Regions from separate parts of the Homo sapiens genome. Here region 2 is linked to region 1. A link is a contact called in ENCODE Hi-C data. All regions are on one chromosome and are shown on one strand. The core of a region is the stretch at or near the end of the contact, and the rest is flanking DNA. Distances in the headings are between cores, read along the strand shown.

Region 1 (6,865 bases), core at 2,965-5,464:
AAATGTACACAAACACTTGTTAAACATGGTAAAGTGGACTTTATTCAAAGGGGTAGGGAGCCATGGTGATAGGTATAAGGGCTCAACCCTTACCCCAACAAGCGTACATGGAGATTTAGAACCATGGAGTAAGGTGAGCGCCAGCAGATGGAAAATTACTATGAGGAAACATCAAGGATAAGGACTTCTGGCCAAACTGACTTGATAGGATTATTGCTGAAGGCAGGCCAAAGTGACAGGATATCCAGGGTGGTCAGATACCAAGGGCTGGGGATTTTCACTAAACTGAACTAGCACGATTGTTGCTCAGACTGGATTCTACAGTGACTGAGAGGGAAGCCCAAAGGTGGGTCTCATCAGAAAGGACTCGGTTTTTGTCAAAGGACAAAGTCTTTTTCAGTTCCCTGTTTCGTTCTAGAAAAAAGACATTTTTTTTCCTTTGAGTACAACAAACCCTGTGCGACAGGTGTCACCGTCTTCATTTTATCAAGCAGAGAAGAGAGGCTCTGGGTCTAACACACCTGCTCTAGGCAATACAGCAAGAACTAGGAGCAGCTGGGAGCTGAGCTCAAACCCTGATCTTTAGACTCCCAGCCTAGGGCTTTTACTGACAGTCCAGGGCTGAACCCCTGGGGCTTGATGCCTTGGCCCACTACTTGGGAGAGGAGGAGGTCTACAAAGCAATTTATGCGCAAAATCTCCTGGGTTGGAACACTTGGCATTAAATAACAAAATTGCTTTCACAAAATTCTGAAATATGAATTCAGATCTTTCTCTTCCCAGCTACACAATTTATTTTCTTCCAAAGCACACAGCAGAGGAAAATGTAGGGCATGCTCCAGGTATGTAAGTGGTGGGTGATTTGGGGAATAGCATAATCACTGTGTTTGCAGCCACATTGGCAGAGAACCATTCACCAGGCTGGCAGAGGGAGGCAGAGTGCATGCTGAAAAGTCATTCCTAACTCACAACCACTGAAAAATGTTATCTTGACTGGCAGTGTTCAGTGATAAAAAGATATCCAATCAGGTGAGCCACCATGAAGAAATTCCTAATAGCATCATTATGACGGGATAGTTTTCCATTGGATTCCTCTACAGGCCTTTGGGCAGTGGTCTGGAGTTATTAATATTTACTTGTTTGGGGACAGATGCATGAGGCTGAGGTGGGGTGAGGGGATGACCACATAGTTGTGTTTTTTTTTTTTTATCTCAAGAGAATTCTAATTTTATATTTTCATTTAACCTTTCAGTGTTTCTGTAGAATTAACATTTCCTATTTCACTTCTTGGTTCACAGTTTTCAAGAGTGCTATTTAAGGAAACTAGGACAATATTCACAGCATTATTCTTTGATAACTGCTACTTACAAGACACAAAAAAGAATCAGTAGAGGACAAAGGTTTATTCCCAACTGAATGAAATTCAGCTCGACACCCACAACTTCATTACATATGAAATTAACTTCATTATTTGATTTGTCCTAGGTAAAATGCACATATTTAATGCCTACATCTCCAGTTAATGTCCAAGTGTGCAGGGATTATTACCTGTCCCAGACATAAAATCCTCCACTATTGATTTTAAAGTGAGAGGATTAAACTGTAGCATATGTATGAACTGCTTCACTTGTGATTTAAAAAACCCAAAACCTGCTTAGTAAAATGGGGTAGATGAAGAATGTATATGTGCAAATATTCTCTAGGTATTTCATTTCTTTCTATTCCATCCCTCAAACCCAGCTTAAATTCTGTAGCCCCTAATTGAAAATGACATGGCTTCATTAGAGCTGTAGTATGGAGTTCTCAATCTAGGTGAAAACAGTTTAAATCATATTACTCACCCGCACGATCCATTATACTCAAATTTTCCCTGATTCAATTGCATCGCTAAATCTGTCAAGAGACAAAAATAATTTAGCATCTTGTCTTCCTAGACAAAAAAGACCCTGACGGGGTGATTTGAAACAATAGGTATCAGATTGCTCCTAGGCCCACAGGTCCCTCTTTAATACTACAAGGTTCTGCTTGGTCTATTTAAGGCATACTCTCTTCCATGTTGAATTGACCTCATGTTTCATTTAAATTAAACATAAAATGTGTTTTCATAAAGATCATGCTAAAGGTCACTTTTAAAACTGGATTCAATATAGGAGTCACACCATTGTTTGATGAGTATTGAGAGTAGAGATATCCAACCTGCTACAGTGGGAGAGGATGGGTCTCAGGATCCCTGGGCAGAGGAACCCTGGAGATACCCGGGAGGGTGAATATGAAACTTGATTTAAAAGACTGGAAAATGAACTAGGTAAGTATCGCATAAAACTTGGTGGCATGCTTCCAGGATGGGAGGCAGGGGGAATTACTCTAGTGGGGTCTACACTGGCAGCACATGGCTTTTGACTTCTGTCTTGCAAGTGAATAACATTTTTTCTTTCTTCCCATCCGCAAAAGAAATGGGTAAACTGATGGATATTTTTTCCTCTTCAAAATGTTGTGTTTAAACCTAATATTATAGAATAAAACATAAGCTGGGTTAGCCATTTAATCCATATTATGGACTCACTGACAACTGAGAACACAAGTTGGGCTTTTTTAAGTAAGTGAAGTCATCAGAGCCTTGTTACTGGGCCCCAGCTAGAAACACTCAGGATTGTATTGGTAGCTATCACGTCACAGTCTAACCTAGCAAGCACTGTGGGGACCCCATGCAGAATGGTGACTCCAGTAGGAGGAGCTTCTGGTCACTGGGGAGGCTCCTTCAAGGCATGAGAAGCACAGTCAGCTCACACTCATGCCAAAGGAATGAAAGTCAAAGGATCTTCCACTCAATCCACATAGCAGGGAACGAAGTGACAGGGATTCTTAAAATACAAAATAGATTTTAAAAAATCCTCAAATTGGGAAGCATGGGCAGTTCTCTTAATAGCAAAGAGTTGAAGGAAAAAAGAGCTTTCTGGTTTTGTTTTATTTTACCAGTTGTAAGAACCATGCTGTAGAATTGACCATCTACAGTGAAGAGGGTTTGTGGCATATTTCTATCTATTCTATTTCTATTTTGCTACCTCTAGTCTTGATACTGTGATCCTAGGCTCTTAAGCAAACCTCAAAAATTTTAAAAATGTGTTTATCAATTATAAAAATTTACTCTTTTCCTTCCAGAAAAAAAAAGTCATTATATATTGGAAACCTGACTTTGAGTACACTTTGGAGGACCAAGTTATAGATTAGTACCTCTTCAAATATGTAACTCCTTATATACCATTTTAGTGGCATTTACTTCAAAATATTCTGTATTTGTTTAGTGAAGTGCCCCTGCATCAGTCATATTTGCTGAATGTTCACAGTGGTCAGGGTGTTTGCCAAAGGAGAAATGAGTCGCTGTTACTGTACAAAGATACTCAAATTCTTTTCACTTAATTCTGCCTCTGGAAACAAAGATAACAACTTTGATCCAAAAGGAAGAAAAATGAGAAATATTTTGGAATATGGGATAATGGTTAGCAGGAATAGTCATGGCATTTATGAAAGGAATTAAATTCCAATCACAACACATTATCTTCTACCATTGTTTGCTCTATTTTGGTTTTTTTTTTTTTATTTCTCACCATTATATAAATCCAATAACACATTGCTTTGCCATATGTCTGCTTCCTTTAAAAAATGCCCACAGCCAACTGATGGGAAGTGCTGGCACCATCCTGTCAAAGTGTTCTCATGGAATTTGGGGTCACTGGACATCAGCTCCTACCTGGGGTTTGATAGTTCAGTGAAACCATCTGGCAGCCAGCGTTCCAGAAAATCTGAGGCATGTAATTACTGGAATCGACTCGGCCTCCCTTGGGGTAAATGCGACTCATTTGCCGTTTGTTATAACTGTAACTTATTAAGGAAAACAGAAAAAAAGAGTCCTACAGCAGAGAAAAATAAACAACAAAGAGCTAAAACAACAAAGGTCTAGGCCAACAATGACAAACAAGTAGACAGCACAGAGCAGATTTCACATTTACAAATGATGCTTAAGATCACAGTTCACTGTGTGGATTATAAAAACAATTTTCATTTGGGCAGATTGTCACAGCTGCCATGGTCTTTCCCACATATCATTTTATGAACTCCACCACCAGAATGAGATATTAGCCATTTATCTATTTCAGAGGCTCTTGCCAAACCAACGTGAGTCAACCACTCATTCCACTTGATACATAAGGATACTTGACAAATTCAATTGCATGTGTCTTCAAGTAGCCAAGACCGACTGATTCATTAAAAGAAGACATGTTATAATGAATATTGCGTTCTGTAAAAGAAAAGCAAAGATGGATTCAGGAACTCTGCCATCAAACCCTCACCGAAAAACAGCAATAAATAAATGCAATTACACCCTGAATCATGAGGCCTTGGAGGCTAATGCTACATTATCATGTCAGTAGCTCCTACTTTCATTGACATCCTGTGGATGGAGACATCTGTCTTTTCAGCCACCACCGAAATATGAATTTTTGATGATAATGATGATTACGATGGCTTCTCTAGCCCAGAAATGAAGTTTTTAAATACTTCTTATGTTTTTTTGAAAACCAGCTTTTGATTAAAAGGAGTCTTGTGAATGCACTTGGGAACAGAAGAAGCTACATGCCCAGCACTAACAAATCCATAGTCTCTCATCGCCACCTTGTGGTTGAAGTCGTGAATGACAATGTAATGTCACCACATACCAAGGTGGCTTCTATGGTCTGTGAAACAAAAATAAGGTGAGGTGGAACAGCCCCCATGCCCACAAAGAAAAATGGCAACAAATTAGATAAAAGCTCATCAGCACCATAAAAGAAAATCAAGCAAAAAAGGCGACTGCATTTAACCTTTGGTGTTACCTTCTGCCACATGGAAACCTTGAAACTTTACAGGCTGGGCGTAGTTGATCATTGTGGACAAATATGGATGGATATTAGTGGTAGCACCTACATATTTATAAGATGCCATCCACGCCTGCTCATCTTCTACAGTGACCAGGCCCTACAAGCACAAGGAAGAAAACATATAAGTTGATGACTTCAGTAGGACCCACGGATACGTGCTGCAGATTTCCTTAATAAAGATAATTGCACACACACAAATTGAAAGGTAAAGGCTTTTTCTTCCTCAATTATGCTAAAGGATACTTTAAGAAGTTAGTGTCTGTTGTAGCTCTGAATAATGCAAAAGGAGGTAATCATAAAATATTAAGCTTATCTTACATTTGTAGGACATTTTTAGATTTTTAAGGGACTTTATTCAAGAAATTACTGGCCGGGAACGGTGGCTCATGCCTTTAATCCAGCACTTTGGGAGGCCAGGAGTTCAAGACAAACTTGGCGAACATGGCAAAACCCCATCTCTACTAAAAATGCCAAAAATTAGCTGGGTGTGGTGGCGTGAGCCTGTAATTCCAGCTACTTGGGAGGCTGAGGCAGGAGAATCGCTTGAACCCAGGAGGCAGAGGTTGAGGTGAGCTGAGATTGTGCCACTGCACTCCAGACCAGGCAACAGAGCAAGACTCCATCTCAAAAAAAAAAAAAAAGAAATTACTATATTGGACCTCACAGCAATGCTATGAAATAGATATAGCATCATATTTTTACAAATTGAGGCACAACATCAAAAATAGTGACTCTCGAACATTAGCGTGCATCAGAATCACCTGGAAGACTTTTTAAACTAGAACAGATTCCTGGGCCCCACACTCAGAGTTTCTGTTGAAGTGAGTCTGCAGTGAGGCCAGTCATTGCTGTAACTAGTTCCCAGGTGCTAATGATGCTGCCTCTTTGGGGACTATGTTTCACTGTAGCACTCTAGAATGTAAGCAACATACATACGTGGTTTATAGTATTTAAAAAGCACTTAATCTTAAAAGTAACCTAATAACTTGCTGCATAGGACATATTGAAACTGCATTACTTTGCATACAGAAAAAAGAAAACAAATTAGTTTATTTATTGATAGAAAAAACAACAATAAAACCAACAACAAAAATACCTTCAAAAGTGATCAATATTTTTGCTGAGAACTTTGCAAAGCTAAATTTCCTGCATAAAGTGAATCTAGTTGGATAAATTCCTTAGTTGGATGATGTAATCCATGAGTTAAAAAATGGTCAGATGCTGGGCGCAGTGGCTCACGCCTGTAATCCCAGCACTTTGGGAGGCTGAGGCGGGTGGATCATGAGGTCAGGAGATCGAGACCATCCTGGTGAACACTGTGAAACCCCATCTCTATTAAAAATACAAAAAAATTAACTGGGCATGGTGGCAGGCACCTGTAGTCCCAGCTACTGGGAGGCTGAGGCAGGAGAATGGCGAATGAAGTGAACCCGGGGGGCAGAGCTTTCAGTGAGCGGAGATCACGCCACTGCACTCCAGCCTGGGCAACAGAGTGAGACTCCATCTCAAAAAAAAAAAAAAATGGTCAATTTGTTTGTCTTAACTGATCACTTAACAATCTGAGCATTCTAAATTATCAAACTGATTTCACCAATAAAAGCCTGAAACAATAATCAAGTAATGTAATTTGGTTTTGTTTTTGTTTTTATCATTTTCTTAATGTGTCCTCCTGCTCCCCCACCAAACAACGGCCATGTCCGTTCCTTCCATGTGTGTTTAATAATAATAAATACCACCAGTGCTATGAGCTGAGCACCAGGATGAGTTCTTGCACACACAGTCTCATTACTGTCTGTGATGTGTAGTGAGGATTAGAGTCCTACCCACTGACCACATGAGAAGATTGATGCCTTGAGAATTAAAATAACTTAGCTAATAAATGACAATGACCAAATGTCAATCTGTATACTGTTGACCCAAATTATGAATTATGAAATTCTAGAACAAGA
Region 2 (6,777 bases), core at 799-3,298, 630 kb before region 1:
TGTCTCTCTAGGCACCACAACATCTCCATCGCCTGCTTCCATCCAACACCAATGCCCCCTCCTGCTCAGGCTCCTTTGCTGACTCCCCATTTCAAGAAGCCTATGTTGGGTGCCCAGGGCTAGGTCCTCAAGACTCTTTTCTGTCCTCACACACTCCCCTGGTGTCTCGCCCTATCCCATGACCCTCGACCCTCAGCCCAACTCTCACTCTGTCACCCAGGCTGGAGTGTAGTGGCACAATCTCGGCTCACTGCAACCTCCACCTCCTGGGTTCAAGCGATTCTCCTGCCTCAGCCTCCCGAGTAGCTGGGATTACAGGTGCCCACCACCACACCTGGCTAATTTTTGTATTTTTAGTAAAGACAGGGTTTCACCATGTTGGCCAGGCTGATCTTGAACTCTTGACCTCAGGTGATCCACCCGCCTCAGCCTCCCAAAGTGTTGGGACTACAGGCGTGAGCCACCGGGCCAGGCCTCCTTTGCCTTTTAATCTGTTTATAACATGCGGTGGACTAGGGAACCAACTGAGGCTGCCTCAGAGTCATCCACTTGGACTTTGCTGCACGGCTTGGTGACACTCACCTTAGCTGCTATTTATGGCTTGTTTTATTATTATCGGCCATATTCCGATTAGGTGCGGTGTCATCATACTGCATATGTATATGTGTCATCTATGGAATAGGGCAAGATGCTCCTACATAGGTAATGATTAGACTGAATCAATGCCACTTGATTTGTGAAAATAAGGATTTCCCAATCAGGGACTTCAATGTTGCCTCTGTTAGCACCCATCTCTAACGGAGAATTAATTAGCAGCTACAGTGATGAATTCAGTAGGTCCATGGGTCGGTTTCCTGTGGACTGCCTCCCTCCCAGCTAAAGCCCTGAAGTGCTGGGGAGAGGGCAGCACCCTGTATAGTGTCCTTCACAATCAACTGCTAAGACTGACCAAGAGCTCACCCCACTGCAGGAAATCACACAAGTGTAGCCCTTGGGTCCTGGGTTCCTTGTAAATTGAGCAGCATATAGGATCCTCCACATACAAGCACACCTGTACTTTTCCCCAGCATGACCCTGGGCCACCTTAGTCACATCTAACCATCTACCAAGGTAGTGGAATAGAGCAGAATGTCTTGACTTGAGGTCCATGTTCGGGGTCTGAATACTCGGAAATTACATGAAAATCTGTGGGAATCTGTGTGTGTTCAGGTCATTTAACTCTCAAAGGGGGGCTGTGCGACAAGGAAGGATCATTAGAAAGAGGAATGGAGGAAGACAAGCTTGGTACAGTGGAATGTAGGGTTTGAGGTGGGGAAATCCGTTGTGATCCTCCCTTCCCTGTATCATTATTTACACAAACTAGTTGGATATAAATATGGATATGCTACCTACCTAGTTTTTACCTCAGTTTCTGCATCTGTGAACTGGCAATAGCAATGGTGCCCACTTCATGGGACTGTGTGAAAAGGAAATGAGATATGATCCTTGTAAAACATTTAGCAAAGTCCTTCAATATAGGCTCCTTATGAATACACCAAACTTTTGCGGGTTTCAGCTCACCCACAAGTGTAAGCGATAGTTTACATGTTGGGGGTTCTCTACTGTGCTTTCCACTTTTTAGTCTCCAGAAAAATCTGGAGAAGAGAGGAGTGGAGGGGGTAGAGATGTAACGTCAAAGGAAAAGCCATGTGTCATGCTCACCTCTTAGTCTTCCGGGCGATCAGAAGCCAGGGATCTCTGGGCACCTATGTGCCTGGGCCTGCTGGGGCGACCGGGGAGGCCCCTGCTCTCGTCCTCTGACGCTCAGCGCTGGCCCAGCCGCGACCTTGGGCTCCCGGAGCCCGGCGGAGGCGCCCAGGCGTGAATGATGTCCCTTGGGTAGGGCTGGTGAGCTGGCGCGCGGGACAGCAGGGCTGGGTGTATGTGTCCATGGGCCCCGGGTCCCCGGAAGGCGAGCGCGCGGGCAGGTGAGCGCAGGGGGCGGGGTGGAAGCCGGAGGGACCGGGCTGATTGTGAGCTTCCGCCACGCAGGGCGCGGCTGCCGGGGCAACCGCAGCGTGCGCGGTGGGGCGGTGCTCGCCTCCGCCTCCGCCTCCGCCTCCGCCTCCGCCTCCGCCTCCGCCTCCGCCTCCGCCCCCGCCCCCGCCTCCGCCTCCGCCCCTCGCGCCTGGCTTCGACGCCAGGTGGCCGGCCTGGGCGGGATGGGGTAGCTGCGCTGGGTGTTCCAGGGCGGAGCGCAGAATGCTGCTGTCTTGAGGATTCCGCCCTTCTCTCATTCTCTTCTCCCACCTCCTGCCCTGGGTCAGAACGTAATTTAGTTATAAAATTAAAGCTGCATATGGCAATTAAAAAATGAAGTAAAATATACAATAAATATTTAGTTTACAAAGTACAATTAAATGAAAAATACAATAAATTACACAATAAAGCGAAAGTGAACCTACTCTCAACTGCCACAGATTCTTGCAAATCTTCCCAGAAATTTTCTTTCCATACTCTAGGATGCATATATGCTTAAAAAATATTTATACACAAATGGAAGCAAATATGGAGATCACTTTATTTCAGGGCCTACAAATGCACCATAACACCCCTCTCTCTCCCTCCACACATGCTTTTTGGCGGAAAATTCTGAAAGCTTTGGTTTGATTATGTGAATGTAAAACATATATATGTGTGTCTATATATATATGCTTTTTAATGCAGTATGTAATTGCTTCCAATTAAAAACAGTAATTCCTTACACCAGCCTACCCTATTCTACTCAGAGACTGTTTAAAAATGTTAAGAGCGAAGACATGGAATCAACCTAAGTGCTCATCAATGATAGACTGGCTAAAGATAATGCGGTACATATACACCATGGAATACTATGCAACCATATAAAGGAACAAAATTATGTCTTTTGCAGGAATATGGAGCTGGAGGCAATTATCCTTGGCAAGCTAACGCAGAAACAGAAAACCCAATACTGCATGTTCTCACTTATGAGTGAGAGCTAAGTGATGAGAACACATGGACACATAGAGGGGAACAGCACACACTGGGGCCTATTGGAGGGTAGAAGGTGGAGAGTGGGAGGAGGGAGAGGATCAAGAGAAATAACTAATGGGTACTAATCTTAATACCTGGGTGAGAAAATAATTTGTGCAACAAAACCACATGACACAAGTTTACCTATATAACAAATCTGCACATGTACCCCTGAACTTAAACGTCAAATAAAAAATAATAAAAATGTTATTAAGGACTATTTCATGCACACCAAAATATACTGTATGATATATGGAAAGTACATACCATACCATACCATAGCTAAAGAAATACCATAGCTAAAGAAAAAGAAAGCTAGGAAAAATAAAGGAAAAAGGAAAAGGAAAAAAAAGTCTGCCTCTACTGCTGTACTTATATGTATTTCTTCCCAACACTGCATCCTCCTCTTCCTGTTCCCAGAGATAATACCTGTTCTGAATTTTACATTTATCATCCCAGCCTCTTAAAAATGCATTGCTACATTGAATGCCTCCCTAAATAATGCATGTTTAATATTGCATATTTTGAGAATTTATAAAAATGTGGTAGAATGTTGTGTATTGTTTTGATGACTTTTTTCCTTTCAACGTCTTGTTTTTGAAATGTATCTTTGTTGGTATGTTTAATTGGAGTTCCTTTATCTAAACAGCTGTAGGCTATTCCATTATATTACCATTCCACACCCCTTTCAAATCAATTCCACTATTGATAGACATTTGGGATGTTTCCAGAATTTGCTACTAAAAGCAATACTACTAAGATCATGTTTATAAATGTCTTTGGACGCACACGTTCAAGAGTTTCACTAGAGTATATGTCTAGGAGTTAAATTTCTGGGTCATAGGTTATTTATAACATCAAGATAAAGACAACTTGTTTTCCCGACATATACAGCAATTTAGACTCCCATCAGCAGTGTGTATCTTAGCCAAAACTTGGTTTTGTCACACAAAAAACTTTCTGCCAATCTTGGTATCAATGCTCTTTTATAATTTACTTTACGTGACCTGATTACTAATTATTAATCTGTAAGTTTGATTCCTTAGAGATATTTGAGTGTAAATTTATTGTCAAACTGTGTCCAAAATTGGTGGGTTCTTGGTCTCACTGACTTCAAGAATGAAGCCAGGGACCCTCGCGGTGAGTGTTACAGCTCTTAATGTGGCGCATCTGGAGTTTGTTCCTTCTGATGTTCGGATGTGTTCGGAGTTTCTTCCTTCTGGTGGGTTCGTGGTCTCGCTGGCTCAGGAGTGAAGCTGCAGACCTTCACGGTGAGTGTTACAGCTCTTAAGGCGGCGCTTCTGGAGTTGTTGGTTCCTCCTGGTGGGCTCGTGGTCTCGCTGGCTTCAGGAGTGAAGCTGCAGACCTTCGCAGTGAGTGTTACAGCTCATAAAAGCAGTGTGGACCCCAAGAGTGAGCAGCAGCAAGATTTATTGCAAACAGTGAAAGAACAAACCTTCCACAGTGTGGAAGGGAACCCAAGCGGGTTGCCACTGCTGGCTCAGGCAGCCTGCTTTTATGCTCTTATCTGGCCCCACCCACATCCTGCTGATTGGTAGAGCCGAGTCCTCTGTTTTGACAGGGCGCTGATTGGTGCGTTTACAATCCCTGAGCTACACCCAAAGGTTCTCCATGTCCCCACCAGATTAGCTGGCTACAGAGTGTGGACACAAAGGTTCTCCAAAGCCCCACCAGAGTAGCTAGATACAGAGTGTGGCTTGGTGCGTTCACAAACACTAAGCTAGACACAGGGTGCTGATTGGTGTGTTTACAAACCTTGAGCTAGATACGGAGTGCCGATTGGTGTATTTACAATCCCTGAGCTAGACATAAAGGTTCTCCACGTCCCCACCAGACTCAGGAGCCCAGCTGGCTTCCCCCAGTGAATCCCGCACGAGAGCTGCAGGTGGAGCTGCCTGCCAGTCCCGCGCCGTGCGCCCGCACTCCTCAGCTCTTGGGTGGTCGATGGGACTGGGCGCCGTGGAGCAGGGGGTGGTGCTCATCGGGGAGGCTCGGGCGCACGGGAGCCCATGGAGGGGGTGGGAGCTCAGGCATGGCGGGCTGCAGGTCCCGAGCACCCCCCGCGCGAAGGCAGCTAAGGCCCGGTGAGAAATTGAGCGCAGCGCCTGTGAGCTGGCACTGCTGGGGGACGGAGTACACCCTCCGCAGCTGCTGGCCCGGGTGCTAAGCCTCTCATTGCCTGGGGCTGGAAGGGCTGGCCGGCTGCTCCGAGTGCGGGGCCCGCCAAGCCCACGCCCACCCAGAACTCCAGCTGGCCCGCAAACGCCGTGCGCAGCCCCGGTTGCCGCTCGCGCCTCTCCCTCCACACCTCCCTGCAAGCTGAGGGAGCCGGCTCCGGCCTTGGCCAGCCCAGAAAGGGGCTCCCACAGTGCAGTGGTGGGCTGAAGGGCTCCTCAAGTGCCGCCAAAGTGGGAGCCCAGGCAGAGGAGGCGCCTGGAGCCAGCGAGGGCTGTGAGGACTGCCAGCACGCTGTCACCTCTCAAAGCTACCCTATTCACTCTCAACTACTTACCACATAACTCTCAGATTATTTTAACAGAACCAGGGCACCGTTTCTTGAACTACTGTTTCTCAGTGTAGGCAAAGCCTCACATTTGAGTTTTTTTTGACATAATGGAGCCTAGAAGTCACTCAGGTTCCTTGGGTCTCAGTTGTAAAATCAGAATAGTATGAACTGCCCTCACAAGCCGTAAAAGAAGTATGCATAACAATGACATAAGCTCCATCTTGGCTCTGTGGTTGATTCTTGGGGAATACTTCTGTGGATAAACAGTTCCAACTATGTATTATAGGTCATCAATAGATCTTTCCAATGATAATCTTCCCCATGTTTGGAGACAAAGTTGGTATCAGTAACAACCTTGTTTCTGTTCTGGAGAAAGTTCCTGAAATTATTTGAGAATCTGGTAGATTTTGGAGGAAACACATCTAGAAGACTGAAAGGAGTAGATTAATAATGTGTGAACTCTGCTTGGGTCATATCAGAACTACTGGCGCAAATATTTTGAATAGAAGTTGGGTAAGCATTTGCTGTTTGATTGAGACCTTGGAGATAAGCATGTGGTCCGATTCACTCTCCTAACTTTGTTTTAGGGAATTTTTTTTTTTTTTCCCTGAAGGGGTACTGAGTTTCATGAAATAATCTTTGATTTTATAATCAGGTAACTGAATAGTAGAACAATAGATAAACACATTTAATTTCAATCTTTTTAACCTAGGGAGGCTACTAAAGTCGTTATTGCTGAACTATTTAAATAACAGCTTCATGCTAATGAGGGGACAGGCAGGGCATGGGTAAAGTTTTGGAAATCCCAGATTCATAATTAAACACAACCTTTCTCCTCTTTCACCAGAGGAGAACTGAGAACACTGCAGAGCCTTCTTAACTTGAACTTTATCATTTTTGCCCTGAGCTATCTGGCAGTAGAGTTGTCAGAATTTGGACAACACAAAGGAAAAATGGGAGGAAGGGGTATTAAATATTCCTACTGCTCAAAACATAGCTAGTTGGGAGGTGACAGAAAAGTACACGTTGTTCTTGCCAATGACTTACGATACAAACTGATACACTGGCTAAATTCTCTAATAACCTAACTTGTGCTTCTATCTTTGTCTGGTATTAAACCAATTTTTATCTTTAAATTACAACTATTCAAAGGGCTTGCAAATTTAATACTTCTTACATAGTCCTAGGCATTCTGCAAAATGCTTGGCAAATTAAAT

The links. Hi-C counts contacts between places; a loop is a spot of excess contacts on that map. Pooled maps may share reads with other maps.
Region 2: a pooled map shows a loop between it and region 1 (3-fold over the local background). The contact joins the promoter of ANKEF1 here to the enhancer-like site in region 1. A Hi-C loop is called at or near these places in 2 of 37 single-sample maps with no recorded cell type and 2 of 50 pooled maps.

Annotation. Positions count from the first base shown.
Region 1 is chr20:9,406,065-9,412,929 of GRCh38, reverse strand. PLCB4 (phospholipase C beta 4) reads right to left here. Exons shown (of 40, transcript NM_001377142.1): 22 at 4,872-5,013; 23 at 4,213-4,297; 24 at 3,749-3,873; 25 at 1,842-1,893. Among named protein-coding and RNA genes, the nearest start is that of LAMP5, 110 kb to the left of the region's middle. Within about 2 kb of position 4,214, at least 2 of the 41 ENCODE cell types and tissues checked have a DNase peak (open chromatin) inside an H3K27ac peak, as active enhancers do.
Region 2 is chr20:10,030,258-10,037,034 of GRCh38, reverse strand. ANKEF1 (ankyrin repeat and EF-hand domain containing 1) reads right to left here and starts at 2,048. Exons shown (of 11, transcript NM_022096.6): 1 at 1,702-2,048; 2 at 1,393-1,456. All of the region lies in intron 3 of SNAP25-AS1 (SNAP25 antisense RNA 1), which reads left to right. RefSeq lists a silencer at 1,708-2,257.